2 separate regions of the Mus musculus genome follow, and region 1 is linked to region 2. A link is a loop called in an ENCODE intact Hi-C map of the cell type or tissue named here. Cell type or tissue: heart. All regions are shown on one strand. Each heading gives the region's core, and the rest is flanking DNA. Links, peaks and the distances in the headings are about the cores only.

Region 1 (7,367 bases), core at 1,219-6,218, 350 kb before region 2:
GTACCGCAGTTATGACTCTTATGTTGAACTTTTATTTCAGATTTTATGTTTTATTTCTTATACTGAAAAATGGCATCATCATCACCACCACCACCACCATCATCATCATTATCACTATTATTAGATTTTGCAACATGGGAAAGAAAACAAACAAACAAACAAACAAAAGATCTAAAGGGCAACCTGGCACTTTCTCTCTTTGCCTTGATAGACTAGTCAACAACTTGCTTAGTCTAGATGCCCAGCTCCAATTGGATTGGGACAGATGGCTGTTGGATGGGGCAGAATGCATCCTGGTCTAGAGAGCTCCAGAGAGCAGGGAGTCATTCAGTGAGAAACGCAGTGACCAATGAGCCAGTGTCAGGCTACACAAGCATGCCTGTGTGAGGGGATATCCACTCCTCTAGATGGCTGTAAAAAGGCTGAGCCTGCATTCATAAAGTTAGACATCTCAGAGACAGCCCGTGAGGAGCAGGCCAGGGTCTTCATGCTAAGAGCTGCAAGCAAACTTCTTCATCCTTGGAATCCAGCTGTGCCTGGAATTAGGGAGCTGGAATGTACCGGCACTTTCATCCTTCCAGTTCTCATAAGCATCCCCTCTTCTCAGAGGCCTTTTTGGACCATTCCATGTAAAATTGCACTACACACACACACACACACACACACACACACACACACGCACACGCACAAGCACACACACACACACACACACACACATACACACATGCACACACGCACTCACACACACCTTCTTTCTGTCTTACGTATTTCTTCTATTACCTTCTAGTGAGGTAACTTCCCTCATTTTTTGCCTTCTATCCTGTCTTTTCAACTTATACCCAAGAATGAAAAGCCATAAAGGCAGTTATTTTTATGTTTTATTCCTTGTTATTTCTCCAATGCCTGGCATATAGTAAATGTTCACCTAAAATACCTTAACCGAAAGAATAAATCCCTTAAAATGGCCAACCATTTGAAAATAGATTATCGCCTCTTAGACTATGAACCTTTCATTCTACATTTTCTTACTTAAATTTTGTCCATATTTTCCGGTATGTGTGATGCCCAGAGGTAGGGGATTGTCAATATTAGTATTTTTAAACAAATGTTAAGTTTTGGTGGCTAGAAATATTATTCCAAGGTCATTGAAGGTCTTATCCTTTTGCGTGGATCATAAGTCACACGTGTGAAGACTTTGGTGTGGCAGGAATGCCGTGAGCACTGTGCACTCATGTGTGTGCTGGTGCACATGGACACGCATGTAGAGGTCTGCAGTTGATGTCTGTCTTCTTCCTGGGTCACGCTCCACTTTATTCACTGAGACAGACCTGCTTCCTGAACTCAGAGCTCACCAAGTTGAGCCAACCAGCTTGCTGAAGGAAGCCCCAGCCTCTGCCTCCCAGGTTCTGGGATTCAAGCTGGCTACTGTACCCACCCAACTTGGATGTGAGTTCTGGGGATCCGAATGCTGGTTCCAGCACTTGGCCAGCAGGTGCTGTATCCACCGAGCCAGCTCCCCAGTCCACACAGCTGAAGTTCTGTTCGTGTATCAGAATCCTTTAAAATCTTGAACATGAAATATTTATCTGTGTTTTAAATTTCATCTAGTAAACTAGATGCCTGATATCATGTCAGTAAATGGCAAACTGAAGAGAGCAGATGAAGTTCATTGGCTTTAATGGCTCTGAAAGGTGGCACAGGTGGGAGAGGCGCGTTTGAACTCCAGAATTCCTTCATCAGCGAGATCTCCACTCACCAGGAATGTAGGACAGTGATACCATTAGTACAGTTGTAATAAATACCCCAGGGTTATTTACAAGAATCCACAGTCCTTAAACCATCCATTTTGAGATAGAAGCCTATTTTAAATTGTATGAAGCATTTCTAATTAACTTTTATCACCAACTCAATAATTAGAATCCTATACCACCAAGAAACCTTTTAACCTTTACTTTATAAGATAGCACGGAGAGGACTTTGGCCATGATCTGCTGAAGTCCCTCGCCTTGACATGGGGAAATTTAAGGTAATCAACGGTCATGTAAGGACCCCAGGGAATGGGTGGCAAAGCCGACACAGAGGCCTATGGCTGACTCCCAGGTGCTCACACACTGCATCTCACCTTTGCTTCCCTCAGAGGAGCTACTCAAATCACCCTTGCTTCTCGTGATAAAGCAGCTTTCCCAACATATTGTAGACCTACTGGTAGGTAAGTTTGAAGCTGTAAACCCACCCCGCAAGAGGTAAAGAGTTAGAAAGGTAAGCGCACGTTCCATCCAACTCTGTCAGCAATGGCTCTGTGCCCAGCTGTGTAGTCAGAGCAGGCCTTACTCTTGAATCTACAGAGCCTAGGGTGGCCCTGGCCACTGAAAGGTCTCAAGGAAAGTCTTGGCTAAAGACTTAGGGGCTGGGGCTGAGCAGTGCACTTTGCCCTTCCGTGTAGTGCCTTCAACACCTGGCTTAGTGCCTAGTGGCTGTGGGGTTTAATCTGATGTGTTAGAAGGCATCCTATGAATTGCCATTTCTTTGCCTGTTGCTGTGATCTCTTTAAATGGAAACTGTTACAGCTGGGGGATACGTAGCACTATTATTTAAACAATAACATAACACGCTATGGTGTTCAACAACTTTGTGATGGCCTTGCTGTTGCTGCTCTCGTGCCTTATTCCTGCAGAGACAATGGCATGTTTGGTCTTTTCTTTCTTTCTCTCTCTTTCTCTCTCTCTTTCTTTCTTTTCTTTTTTTTAATAAGAAAGAGGTAGCACAATGCCGTTCTGTGGTGATGGAAGAATTCGGATCATGGCGTTGGTACGTATATCTACACATACGATGACATTGCATAGAACTATATTCACACAAGAATGAGCGCACACAGAGCAGGTGGGACAAGAATAAATCGCATGAACTGTACCCATGTTGGTTTCCTGTGTTGACAGCATACTAGAGTCTTGTTAAATGTCACTATTGGGAAAAGCCAGGTAGTGCACAGGTCTTATTTATGCTATTCCGAAGCTTCCTGAGAACATGAAATTATTTAAAAATTTAAATTTCATTTAAAGTGAAATCAGGAGTTTTCATTTTTTGAAACGTCCAAGAGATTTCATTAAAGAGGTTTTTCACTGTTTCCTCTGCTTTTGAAAAGAATCCATTGGCTAAAATTCTCATCTCCTCCTAGAGATTACTACTATTAAAAAATATACAGCATTTTAAATTTTAATATTAAAATATATAGCATTTTTACCAGGCAATGTGGTTGTAAAGTCTGAGACATGTTTCTGGTTTGTTTTTATGTCACTCATTTAAAAATATTACACTTTGAAGTGTAGATTATCCGTGCTGAAGTGTAAAATACTGATCATCAGCAGGCAACTTTAAAATTATAATAAAATCAGAGTGGCTGTTACTTTAAGAATGTAAACGCCTGCAGGAAGAAACTAGAGAAAACGGGTTTTAGGCCTCATTATGTTCTTAAGAAAATATAGGAACATGCCCCCTCCCCAAACAACATTTTTTTTTTTTTGTTTTGTTTTTTTCATTTACTTCCCTGAGACATTCTCTTTTCTTTTAAAAAGCTGGCCGACTCAGAATGAAGGGACAAATTTGTATTTGGCCACTAGGTGGCACTGTTGGTGGCGTCGTGGGCTATATGGAGGGGGGAGGGGAAATTGAAAGCAATCTATTCGAGGAACTTGGGGTTTTTTTGTTTATTTGTTTTTGTCTTTTGTTGTTGTTTTGTTTCTTTTGGGGGGAGTGTCTTGAGGGTTTGCTTTAAGTAAAGAGAGAGGGGAGGGAGGGACGGGAGGAAGGAAGGAAGGGAGGAAGGAAGGAGGAAGGAAGGAAGGAAAGAGAAATCCTGTCTTCCCCCAGAGGTATGACGTGGAAAGGAAAGCTTTAAGCAGCCCTTCCCCCAAGCCTTGCCCCCTCAACCCCCATCCCCGTCACCACCGTTCAGACCACAGGAGGATGTTAGGATGGAGCGTCCTGTGGAGCCATGTGACACCTAACAAAAAGGGCTATGAAAGGCATATCCGTTTCAATAACCCCGCCACCCCGCTGGAAAGCAGAGCTAGGTTCTCACTGTCCCCAAGCCTGACTCTGTAAGCTGTGGTGAGATGCAAAATGTGGGACCCAGGCCAGGGGCAAAGGGACAGCTAGGGTCGCCAGGTTGTGAACAGGGAGGTAAATACGATTCCTGCGTATCCTCGAAGTGCAGTTTAGTTCTGCATGTGGCTCTAAGAAAGGAGAACCCTTTCAAATCCAAGGGCCAGCCCATCCAGAACAAAGACTTTACAGGCATAATCGCCAGATTTGTGTGGCCTGAGAGCTTTGCAGGCATGGTGCCTGGCCCGGTGTAGGATGGGATTTCTTGGTCCAACCTGCCCCAGAAGCTGCTGCCACAGGCTAGTGAAATTTCAAGGAGGTCTCTGTCTGCTGTTTAACTCTTCCACTTTTCTGAGGGGGCTGTAGAAAGTGAGTTCTAGAAAACCCAAAAGCTGGCACGGGAGATAAGTAGGAACAGAGAACATGGAGCGAATGAACACCACCCCCCCACCCCCCCCATGAACGCCTGGAGAACCATTTTAAATGGAGATATGGATTGAAACCTAAAACCTTGAACTTCCTACTTAAAAATAGCCCCTTGAAAATTAGCGGCATACTCGGTTGCATCAGATGATCATGTCTATCCTGTGCCATACATTCTCCATCCAGGGTTAGTAATTTCATTTTAACCACAGTCCTGGGCAAGGCAGTGAGACAAATGTGTGTACAAATGAGGGGGAGTTAGCAGCTGATACTGACCACGTGCCACATATTCAGCATCTCCTGTGTATTAACTCACTGTGGTGCTGTAAATGAGAAGAACCCCATAGGTCATATGACGGAATGCTTGGTCCCCAGTTAGTGTAAGGATTAGGAGGTATGACCTTGCTGGAGTGGGTGTGGCCTTGTTGTAGCTGGCCGTGTCACTGTGGACAGGTTTTGAGGTTTCAAACACTGCTTCTGCATCAGGGTGTAGCTCTCAGCTACTTCTCCAGCACCAAGCCTGCTTCCATGTTCTCCATGGGAAGAATAAGAATAGGAAGAAAAATATGCTAGCTCTCTGAGGCTGTAAGCAAGCCCCCATTAAATGTTTTCTTTTATAAAAATTGCCTTGGCCATGGAGTCTCTTCACGGCAATAGAATAGCAACTAAGACACTCACCAAGTCCTCAAAAAAAAAAAAAAAATACAAGCAGGTTCTAATTATTATTCTCACCACAGAAGAGAAAAATGTCAGGGAGACTCAGTATCTTGTCAACAGTTACAAGGTCTGCCCCCCCCCCCCCCCAGTTCCATTCACACCATCTCTGAGCTACAAAAGCCAAGCCCTGTCCAGGTAACCCAGCCTGCCCTGGTTGGATCTGCCATCTTGTCTCTTGTGAACTGCCTATCCAGTTCGGATGTTAATTATCCAGACCCAGATGTTTCACAATGTGCTCTGTCTACCTACTGCACAATGGCCAGGCACTACACCAACAGATAAAAGCATCCTGGGATGAGCGGTACCAGTCTTTGCTGACTATGCCTTTTGAGAAAGACAGCTTCAGCCACTGCGGCAGCCAAACCATGAGACATGTCTCTGGATGAAGTTCTCATATTCTCATATTTGCACACACTCTCTCACCAGAATCAGCCACCTAACTACTGTGACTTACATGATACTAACTTCCAAAACGTGTAAGTGGTGATGTTTAGTAGGAAAACATGTTGTTTCCAAGAGGATTATTCTTTTCTTCTTTCTTTTTTTTAATGCCCCAGACACAAATATACACTGAGATATTGCCAAAGAAAGTTCAAGCCAACTGTATAACTACACTTAAAATAGAAAGCTACAAAAAAAAATGCCATTGGGGAACTGTCTTGAAAAAGAGAGAAAGAAAGAAAGAAAGAAAGAAAGAAAGAAAGAAAGAAAGAAAGAAAGAGAGAGAGAGAGAGAGAGAGAGAGAAAGAAAGAAAGAAAGAAAGAAAGAAAGAAAGAAAGAAAGAAAGAAAGAAAGAAAGAAAGAAAGAAAGAAAACCAGAAACTTGCTCCCTAATAAGATTGTTGCTGAAACCAGGTCTAATAGAATGAATAGATTCTATCCAGCAACAGTGTTGCAATTTGTCAGTAATGGATGTGAGGAAGCCTGTTTCCTTAGTTGGAATGAAGCCATAATTAGTAGATAGCTGGGAAAAATGAAAGGAGAAAGAGAGAGATCAGAAATAAATCCAGAGGAAATATTACTCTTTAAAAAAAAAACAAAACAAGACAACACAAAACAAAAGAATCAGAGTATATTCAGAAGGTTTTGTGGGCTGAGCTGTCAGACTCCTTGCTCCTGTTGTCTTTCCTGTGAGCCAGAGTCATTGCTGTCAGTCAGTTCCCTGATGTGCCCAGGTTCACACATATGCACCAGCAATGGGGACGGGCTTCCATGGTTGTACAGCCGATGCATCTGTAGCACACACAAAAATGTAAGACTAACAAAAGAGCAGCCTGAAGGTGAGAGCAACTACAGAGAATTGCTGCTGCGACTGTTCATGCATGAGGTTGCTCCTGATGGAGCCTGCATGGAGCTCTTCTCCTTGGTGAGACCTTGGATGTATAACAAGCATCAGATTTGTGGGGGATGGCTTTACACAGCAAACCCACTCCGAGCCACTCCAGTCCAGCCAGAACCCTTGCATGTAAATTAGTGCAGGCTTGGGTGAGTATCCTCCCACAAATCTACGTTCTGAAATAGTTTCCATGGCTTCACAGGTGTTGGGGGAGCATCAGGTAAGGAGAGTTTAGGAACTGTGGCAGCTAACAAATTCTCTAATCTGAGCCCAATACCTGTTTTTAAGAAAGCTGGAAGCAGGTTTTGCAGTGGATTTGCCCCCTACCATATCCCATTCTCTCCCTATAGACATAGTACTAGAATCACAGTGGTCAGTTAGACATAGGACTTCCCCCGTAATAATTCTCTTACCAACGCCTTAAAGGGCTGAGAACCTGTTTTGATCTTGTCAGTGTTGTAATATTAAACAATATGATGCAGGCCTGACAAGGGTAATGTTTTATTAACTGGAACATTTATCCTAACCATTGTGGACCTATAGAAAATGTTGACTTCCTTTCCTTTTTGGTTTTGGTCTCTGCTTTCTCCATAGTTATGGGACCATAGATTTTACTGAGAATTGATGAAACCTTGAACTGTGCTGGTGGTGGAGGGATGTAAACATGGTGGGCAGGCAGCATGGTGGAGAGATGAGTAAACATGGTGGGCAGGATGAAGGAGGGATGAGTAAACATGGTGGGCAAAGGCAGCAACAGTGGGCAATGGGACCAGCTGAGTACTGAGGGAG
Region 2 (7,367 bases), core at 896-5,895:
GTCTCTGTAAGTTATCGTATCCGTAAAACTTCGCGGGCTCCCCGTGACAGGCAATCCCGCCGCAGGGGGGAGGCGGCGGCGGAGGCGGAGGGTGCGGAGGAGGTGGGGCGGCCTGGTAGGCAGCGGTCGGGCTGCCCGCGCCGGCGTGGAAGTAGTCCTGGCCGGGCCCCGGGCCGCCCCCTCCGCCGCACCCGGGCGGCGGCGACGGGTGCGGGTGCGGGTGCGGGTGCGCGTGCGGGAAGCCGGCGGCGCTGTTGCCATAGAGCTGCAGGGCGGCGGCGTGGCGGCCGCTGACCTCGGGTGCAAAATGACAGTCGTAGTAAGTGGGATTGATGGCCTCGCCCGCCGCGGCCGCCGCAGCCGCCGCCGCCGCCGCGGCCGCCGCCTTGTACTTGGAGTACAGCGGGTTCACGAAGTACGAGCTCATCGGGGCGGCGGCCGCCGGCGGCGCGGAGCCGGTAAGGGGCGCGCCTCAGCTCGGTCGCGCCGCCGCGGGGGCCTCTGGGGCGGCTCACTCGAGCCCGCGGGGGCCGCCGGGCCTCGTCGCCCGGCGAGCGCTTCCCCCGCCCCGCTCAGGCTCGACCGTCCGGCCGCCGGCCGCTCATGCCTGGCTCTCGCGCCTCCGTCTCGGCCTCGCGCCGCCTCCCTCGCGGGCCACGCGGCCTCGCCCGCCCCCGCGCGCTGCTGCCGCCGCCTCCGCCCCGCGGGCCTCTCCCGGCGCGCGCCTGCTGGGCCGCAGTGGAACCGCGGACGCCCGGGCGACCTGCCCCGCGGCCTCCAGTTTCCTCTCCGGCTCCAGGCGGCCCTAGCGCACCCGGACCAGGGGAAAAAAAAAAAAAAAAAGAGTGCGCGCGGCCCACGGGGGAGACGCTTAGGCTGGGGCTGCCGAGCCCCCGCTCTGCAGGGAGACGAAAAGAGAACACACCCTCTGCCCGGTGCCACCTCTCACCTCAGCCCTCCCCCCCGCCGCCCCCTCCCAGCGCTGTCGCCGCCGCCGCCGAGGCTGCCGCCCCGGTGCGCGCCGGCGAGGCATTTTCGCGCCCCGCCACTGCGAGGAGAGGGAGCGAGATGGGGGGCGAGATAACCGCGCGGAGGGATCCCGCCGGCGGCGAAGCGGCCCCTGCGCCGGACGGGACGCCGCACGCCGGCCCCGGGATGCCTCCGCCAGCCTTAAAGGGGGCCCATAAAGCCGCACTGCCAAGGGCTCGCGGGGGGCCCCCCGGGTCCGCAGAGAGGGGGCGCGGCCGAACCTTAGCCTTGGGCCAGGCGGGGTGGTCACTCCCAGGAGGCCTCGGAGCAGACGGTCTCTCCTCCAGCAAGGCTCCTGGATCTGCCCAGCAGAGACTGGCTGTGGCTTTTTTTTTTTTCCTTTTTCTTTTTGCATTTCTTACTGTGGACGAGCGAGGTTGACGGATTGATTGGTCCTTGCATTTGTTTGGGCCTAGCTAAGTGGTTTTGATTAAAAAGCCACAATCCAGCCTCCGAATCCTGACCTTATCAAAGCGAATCAAAGTCCTGCTTTTTCCAGCCAAGCAGGCCCTGTGGAAATGAGATGTACATTTACCCTTGACGCACTGCATGCCTGGTTGAGGCTCCCAGGTTAATTGATATTTAATGGAAATCATGCCCATGAATATAGTTTCCATCATTTCACCCTTGATAGACGTCAGTGTTGGCCACAGGGAGGGAGGGGGAGGCGAGAGAATGTGGGAAGGGGACATGAGTGTCGCTGAGAGAGTGAAGAGAAGAGTGGCAGAAACGTTCCCAGTGGGAAGAAGGAATCATGCCGGGGTGGGTGGCATTTCCTAGGGCAGGGCGCAGGGCTCCCGGGTCCCAACCCAGGCGCCCAGACTCGGGCGGGCTGTGGTCCCGGGTGGAGCGCGGCGGGGGCCGGGGGATGGGGCAGGAGAAATTGAATTCCTCAGTCCGCTTTCGGACCGTGCTGGTTCCAGGCAGCTGCAGGCAGACCTTCCCTGTCCTGTGCTTAACGACCTTAGCTCACACACCACTGGGAAAGAACTGCCAGAGACTGGATGCAGGCCTTAGCATAAACTTGATTTTCCCGAGAGAAATAAAGAGAAGGCTCGGAAGTCAAGAGAAGCCTGGTTTGTGGGCGTTAAGGAAGAGACGCAGTGTCATCTGCAGAAGTCCAGGATTAGCATCTTCTGGACTAGGCAGTGCCCTTACCGTGGCACCTGTGCAAATCTGCGTGGCTTTACACCAACAATCGCTTCCCTACACAGTCATCTTCCCCCTCTCGTTTGAATATCCAATAAAAATATATTGATATTCTTATTCTCCCTCCCCCTCTCATCTTTCTACCCCCTTTCCTCTCCCTCCCTCCCCCTTTAGGTGCTGAACCCTTTATCCTTTGGGATAATCCGGTGCCGGGAGGACACCAGGCTCTCTGATCTTGAGGACAGACCTAGAAGATGCACCCCAGCTCACCAAAGACTCTCCAGCTTACACTAAATCACACCGTGCTGACCTCCCACGGCCAAATACAAATGCCTAAAAACCCAGATGGACTCAAAGATTCAGGAGGCCAGAATTTTAACGACCTTCCATCCCTTGCGGGGGTTGTTCAGCCCCTGTGGAAAGAATCGCGAGGTCAGTCCGAGAGGTCTGAATCTCCTTTTTATAAATAAGGTCATCATAGAAAGGCATTTTCGTTAGTAATGTATAACTCAATTATTTCGACAAGGAATAGCTAAAAGTGGTGAAGGTAAACAAATTATTGATGACCCTATAGATGATAAAGACTTGTGTTATTAAAATTTACATTAGAGAGTATAGGGGACGTGTTATTGGGGGTGGTCAAGGGCAAGGGTGTTTTATTAGGTTTCGTTTTTCTTTCAAGTATCCTTCAAATGCGAAGTTTAACAACTGATTCTGACTTTTTAGGATTTGAACTTCTGCCCTGCAAATGTGCAATGAAATGATTTTCTTTTCAATAAAGCCTTGGAGCAAAACTCGGTAACTGTGCCCTTTTTATTCTACTGTTTGGCCTGGATGTTCAGGGGAACGTGGGTGTATTTGGACATTGACTGAATGAATAGGTCTGGGAATGGAATGGGGGGGGGAATTTTGAGGACCCAGATCTCAGTAACACACGGCACTTTTAAAAACTCCATATATTTGGGAGGTTGCCCATGAATATGGCCGTCATTTCTACAGATTCAGGCCTAATTTTTAAAACACAACAACACGTTTTCTCTGATGGCAAAATAATGTGGGTTTTTCAATGTTATTTAAGCATTCTGTCTGTTGTCGGAAAAGAAGAAAAGCTGGTTAACTTCATAAATATCTCTGCTTTTACACATTTCTGTTTTGATGGACTGCATTTACGGTTTATAATTTCTGCACAACGGTTCAGATTTTCTGAAATGCTGACTGAACCAAAATTTTATGCCTTACTAGCACGGCTTGAGAATTTAATAGTTCACGTTGTTTATTTTTGTTAAATTTATCCTAATTTAAGATTAAAAGTAAGATTGTAAATATTTTTAATCAAAACCTTCCTGCACCACAACGCTAGCTTTACGAGATCAGAAAGTGGAGCAACAGCGCTCTCTAGTGGCCAAATGCGGTCGCAAGCCAACCGAGTTTGATTTTCCTTTCATTTGGCTCAAACCAATTCTAATCTTAATTCTTTAGTTTGACTTGGGTTTGGACCGCTGACATTAATACTGCTTCATCTCTTTGACTGTCAACAAGTCAAGTGCAGCAACCATGGGCTCCTGAATACAGAGGAAATTCTCATTTGTGCTCGCAAGAACTTGCAAGTAGCGTGTTTGCCAAAAGCTTCCAGCCTGTCTTTTGCCAGACACCGCAAGTCCCCCATTCTTTAACCTCCCAGCTGTGTTTTTTAGGCACAATTATAGGACAAGCAAGGTTTAACAAAAATCAAAACTTTAAGAATATTAATTGATGAGACTTTTTTTTTTTCAAAGAAAGCAGACATTTTGACAGCTAAAAATTTTCTGGAAGTCAAATATTATTGTTTTTCTCCTAAAAGCTGTTACTCACAACATTAAATCATCAGTATTTGCTAATTCAACTTTCTAATTGTAATGTTTTGGGCCCATTAAACTGGATAATTTGGGGTGGATTAAAGTCAAATTAGAAGCTTTTGCTACATCTCGAGCGCCTGTCCGGAAAGTCCCTGTTGGGCTTATGTGTATTCAAATTTCTCCAGACAATAAATGAGATTTTTTTTTTTTAGGTTGTATAAGTGACAGACTGAACCGAATTGGATAAGCGGTCTATTTGTCTTTTTAAAAAAACAAACAAGCATTACCAAATCAGTGTGTTTCTTGCTAAATTTCTGTCTCTCATTTTCAGAAATGTTTTTGCCAAGTTAGCTTAAATGACTGTATCTGTAATAAGTGAACAAACTTCTATATTTTTGTCTGAAATTTGGTGTGAAGAGGGGTGTAACTCCCCCCTTTCTCACAAGACATAATTCTAAGAGATGCTTGCTTGAGTAAATGGCCCAAGATCACTCCAGGCCATCTCAAGTAACAGCAGAATGACATTATTGTCTCACTTTTATTATTAAAAGAACCAGATAGATCATGGCCACAGTCAAAATATTAAAGAGCTACCCGCCATAGACTATCTCTAACGTTCGCCCCATTTTAAAATTCAGAAATATATCACCTCTCATTTTTATTTTCTGGATGCTCACACCTCGCTGGGGGGCTTCTAAGCCCTTTCCTTCTTGGTCTAGGTCTTGTTTATATTTTATTGTCCAGATTTTAAGACCCAGTTTTGTCTGCATTTTTTCTTTCCTCCCACAAACATCAAAATGAGATGGTTTCAAAGCGAAGCGCCTGGGCTGTCGTAAACTCATTACCTCCAGACGTCTCGCCGGCTCGATGGCTTTATGACACCTTGGCTCTTCCTGTTTTCAAAGAGCTGTAGGTATCCGCCTGGCCTAAGGGGCGGAGGATGCAGCACCTTCGGCCGGATCTGGCCCTTGGCTTTCCCTCCCAGCCCCCATCTGCTTTTTTCTTGGAGTCCCCCTCTTTCATCAGGATCCCCCAAGATCTCTACCATCACCCCCTCCTTCCGCCCAACCCAGGCTGTCCGGCGCCGCGGCCTCCTCTAGGGCCTACAACGCCAGTGATTCGCCTGAACCCTCACAATGACCTTCATTTTAGCCTCTCAAAGCGGCCTCAGAGGGCCAAGCTGGGGGCTAAACATACACAGAAGCTGTTTGAAGGGGATGGGCGGCAGGAGAAGGATATGGGGAGGAGAGCCTTGACCATTTTGGTCCGCTAAGGTCACTTTGGGGCTTTGGTGGGGAGGGGTGGAAGCTCACTGTCCAACCGGCTAGGACCTCCTGGAGCCAGCCAGCCTCGCAGGCCTGGGGGAGTTACTCCAGAGTGCCCTTTCGCTTGTTTGGAGATGGGGGTTGGCGGCTGGGTCTCCAGGATAGAAGTAAGCCAGAGGTGCGGTGTGTCAAAGCTTTAGCAAAAGGGTGCCTGGTTCCTGGCGCCAGTGGCTCTGCAGAGAGGCTCACCCAGGGCCTAAGGCTGGGAATTCATTGTGGCCCTGGCTACAGGATAGTGGAAGTACCAAGACACCTTCCAAAGTTGTGCTCTCCCGCCAGGTGTGCTTACACAATCGGAAGCTTCAAGGTGTCTCAGAGACCCTCCAGGTGCTCGGACCGCCAACCTTTAGCAACGTGTCCCTTTTCAGGGATGGGACAGTCTGATGATTATGTTATTTTGCAAAGACACAGAGAGCAGTCACACAACGTTCAGGGCCAGCGGCTGGGCTCCATTTGTTCAGATCAGCATTTATTTGTTGGAAGCGGTAACATTTACAACTGGTCCTCAGGCAGGAATATGGAAGGCAACCTCCCGAGGCCGCCCAATGGGAGCTCAGCCCTCCCGGGGAGAAAGTAGCTTCCCCGGTGCTCTGAGGACTAAGCCTATCCCCACCCCACCCCCAATCTCGCGCCCCAGGGCCCAAGGTTTCTCGGTAGGCCTCTGTGGAAGTCAGTCCGCCGGCTCCCCGAGGAAAGGGGTTTTCCTGCCTTGAGCAGCTGAGTTGGATTTTAGTTGGGAGAGCAGGGTGGGGGTGTCCACACTCTGTCTTCCTTCAGATTCTCGGAATTAGATCGTTGGCCCTGTTTGGGAGGCTGGATAGGGTGAGACTAAACTACAGCACTTTTCAGAAACATGAGGGACATTTACATAGAATAGGGCTCCATCAAGCCTGCGTGCACTCACAAAATATAGCATTTCCTAAGGAATCAGGGGAGCAGGGAAGGGAGGGAGTGGGACAGGACAAGACTCCAAAGCCACTTGGTTTCTCCAATACATATGCGAGCAAATACAGTGTCCCCCAGATAACTCACAGAGACCAACCACACAGTCACTTCTACCTAAAAAAAGAAGAAAGTCCGAGTCGCTGCAGAGTTTCTGAATCAAGCACCCACAAAGAAAACAAACAACAACAAAAAACAAAAAACAAAACAAACAAACAAACAAACAAAAAAACCCGCTGCCTTTTGAGTGCTGCAGGCCAGACCCGCACTGGGTCAGTCTCCTTTAGGGCACTTCTCCTTGCTCATCTTTTTCATTTTCATCCTACGGTTCTGGAACCAGATTTTGACTTGTCTCTCTGTAAGGTTCAGAATCCTGGCCACCTCGTAGCGCCGGTCCCGGGTGAGGTACATGTTGAAGAGGAATTCCTTCTCCAGCTCTAGCGTCTGGTATTTGGTGTAGGGACAGCGCTTTTTCCGGGTGGAGCGAGCGTGGATCCAGTTCGCTGCAGGGTTGTCTAGGAAGAGGGGGGTTTGCAGACAAGGGAGCGAGGGGCGGAGGGGAGGCAGGGAGAGACGACAGGGTGGGGAAGAGAGGTCGTTAAATTAATTTCACCAAGGATGGACGCTTTTCACAACTTGGGGGAATTATCATAAAAAGCCTTAATGCCCGCGCTCTGTTTACCGTACAAACCGCGCGCCCAAGGTAGGTGGTTATGGGAAGCTTTTTATGGATACGTGTTGCTCGCCTAGGCTTGGGTAGGCGTCTAGACGTTTTTATAGGTTAGTAAAACTATCAGTTTTGCACATTCGAGCCTTACAGGTTTCAGCAATAAATCAGGGGGCAATTTCTTTTGCACTTACTTGGGTCAAGTTGCTGCTGCGGCGGCTGCGGCGGCTGCTTCTCCTCCTCCTTCAGCGAGCAGCCCGGGCTCGGGTGATCGCTGCAAGCTGAGGGCTCGGACGAGCCTACCGCCCCTGGCCCGGTCCCGATTCCCACCCCGGGCCCGTTCCCTGTCGCCGCCGCTGCCTTGTCCCGCAGGAACGAGTTGCACGGGAATTCTGGGCCGCCGCTCCCCTGGGACTCGCG

The links. Hi-C counts contacts between places; a loop is a spot of excess contacts. Peaks named below come from ENCODE experiments on the same cell type or tissue, not always from the same donor. Only the 100,000 strongest peaks of a DNase experiment are listed, where the experiment ranks them.
Region 1: it touches region 2 in a loop (5-fold over the local background); 28 of 42 quality-filtered maps call a loop at or near these places.

The regions. Positions count from the first base shown.
Region 1 is chr2:75,051,620-75,058,986 of GRCm38, reverse strand. No RefSeq gene overlaps it. Among named protein-coding and RNA genes, the nearest start is that of Gm46748, 6.3 kb to the left of the region's middle. In heart, for the core only: a CTCF peak has its summit at 3,605 (motif pointing right); a DNase peak (open chromatin) is centred at 4,006; H3K4me3 peaks cover 750 bases; H3K27ac peaks cover 876 bases; H3K27me3 peaks cover 467 bases.
Region 2 is chr2:74,698,608-74,705,974 of GRCm38, reverse strand. Hoxd9 (homeobox D9) reads right to left here. Exons shown (of 2, transcript NM_013555.4): 1 at 7,142-7,367; 2 at 5,767-6,795. The coding sequence ends at 6,554. It overlaps Gm38462 (predicted gene, 38462), which reads left to right. Exons shown (of 2, transcript NR_164327.1): 2 at 2,353-2,972. Hoxd8 (homeobox D8) reads right to left here and starts at 486. Exons shown (of 2, transcript NM_008276.3): 1 at 1-486. The coding sequence starts at 427. In heart, for the core only: a CTCF peak has its summit at 3,586 (motif pointing left); no DNase peak of the experiment used is centred there; H3K4me3 peaks cover 746 bases; H3K27me3 peaks cover 4,188 bases.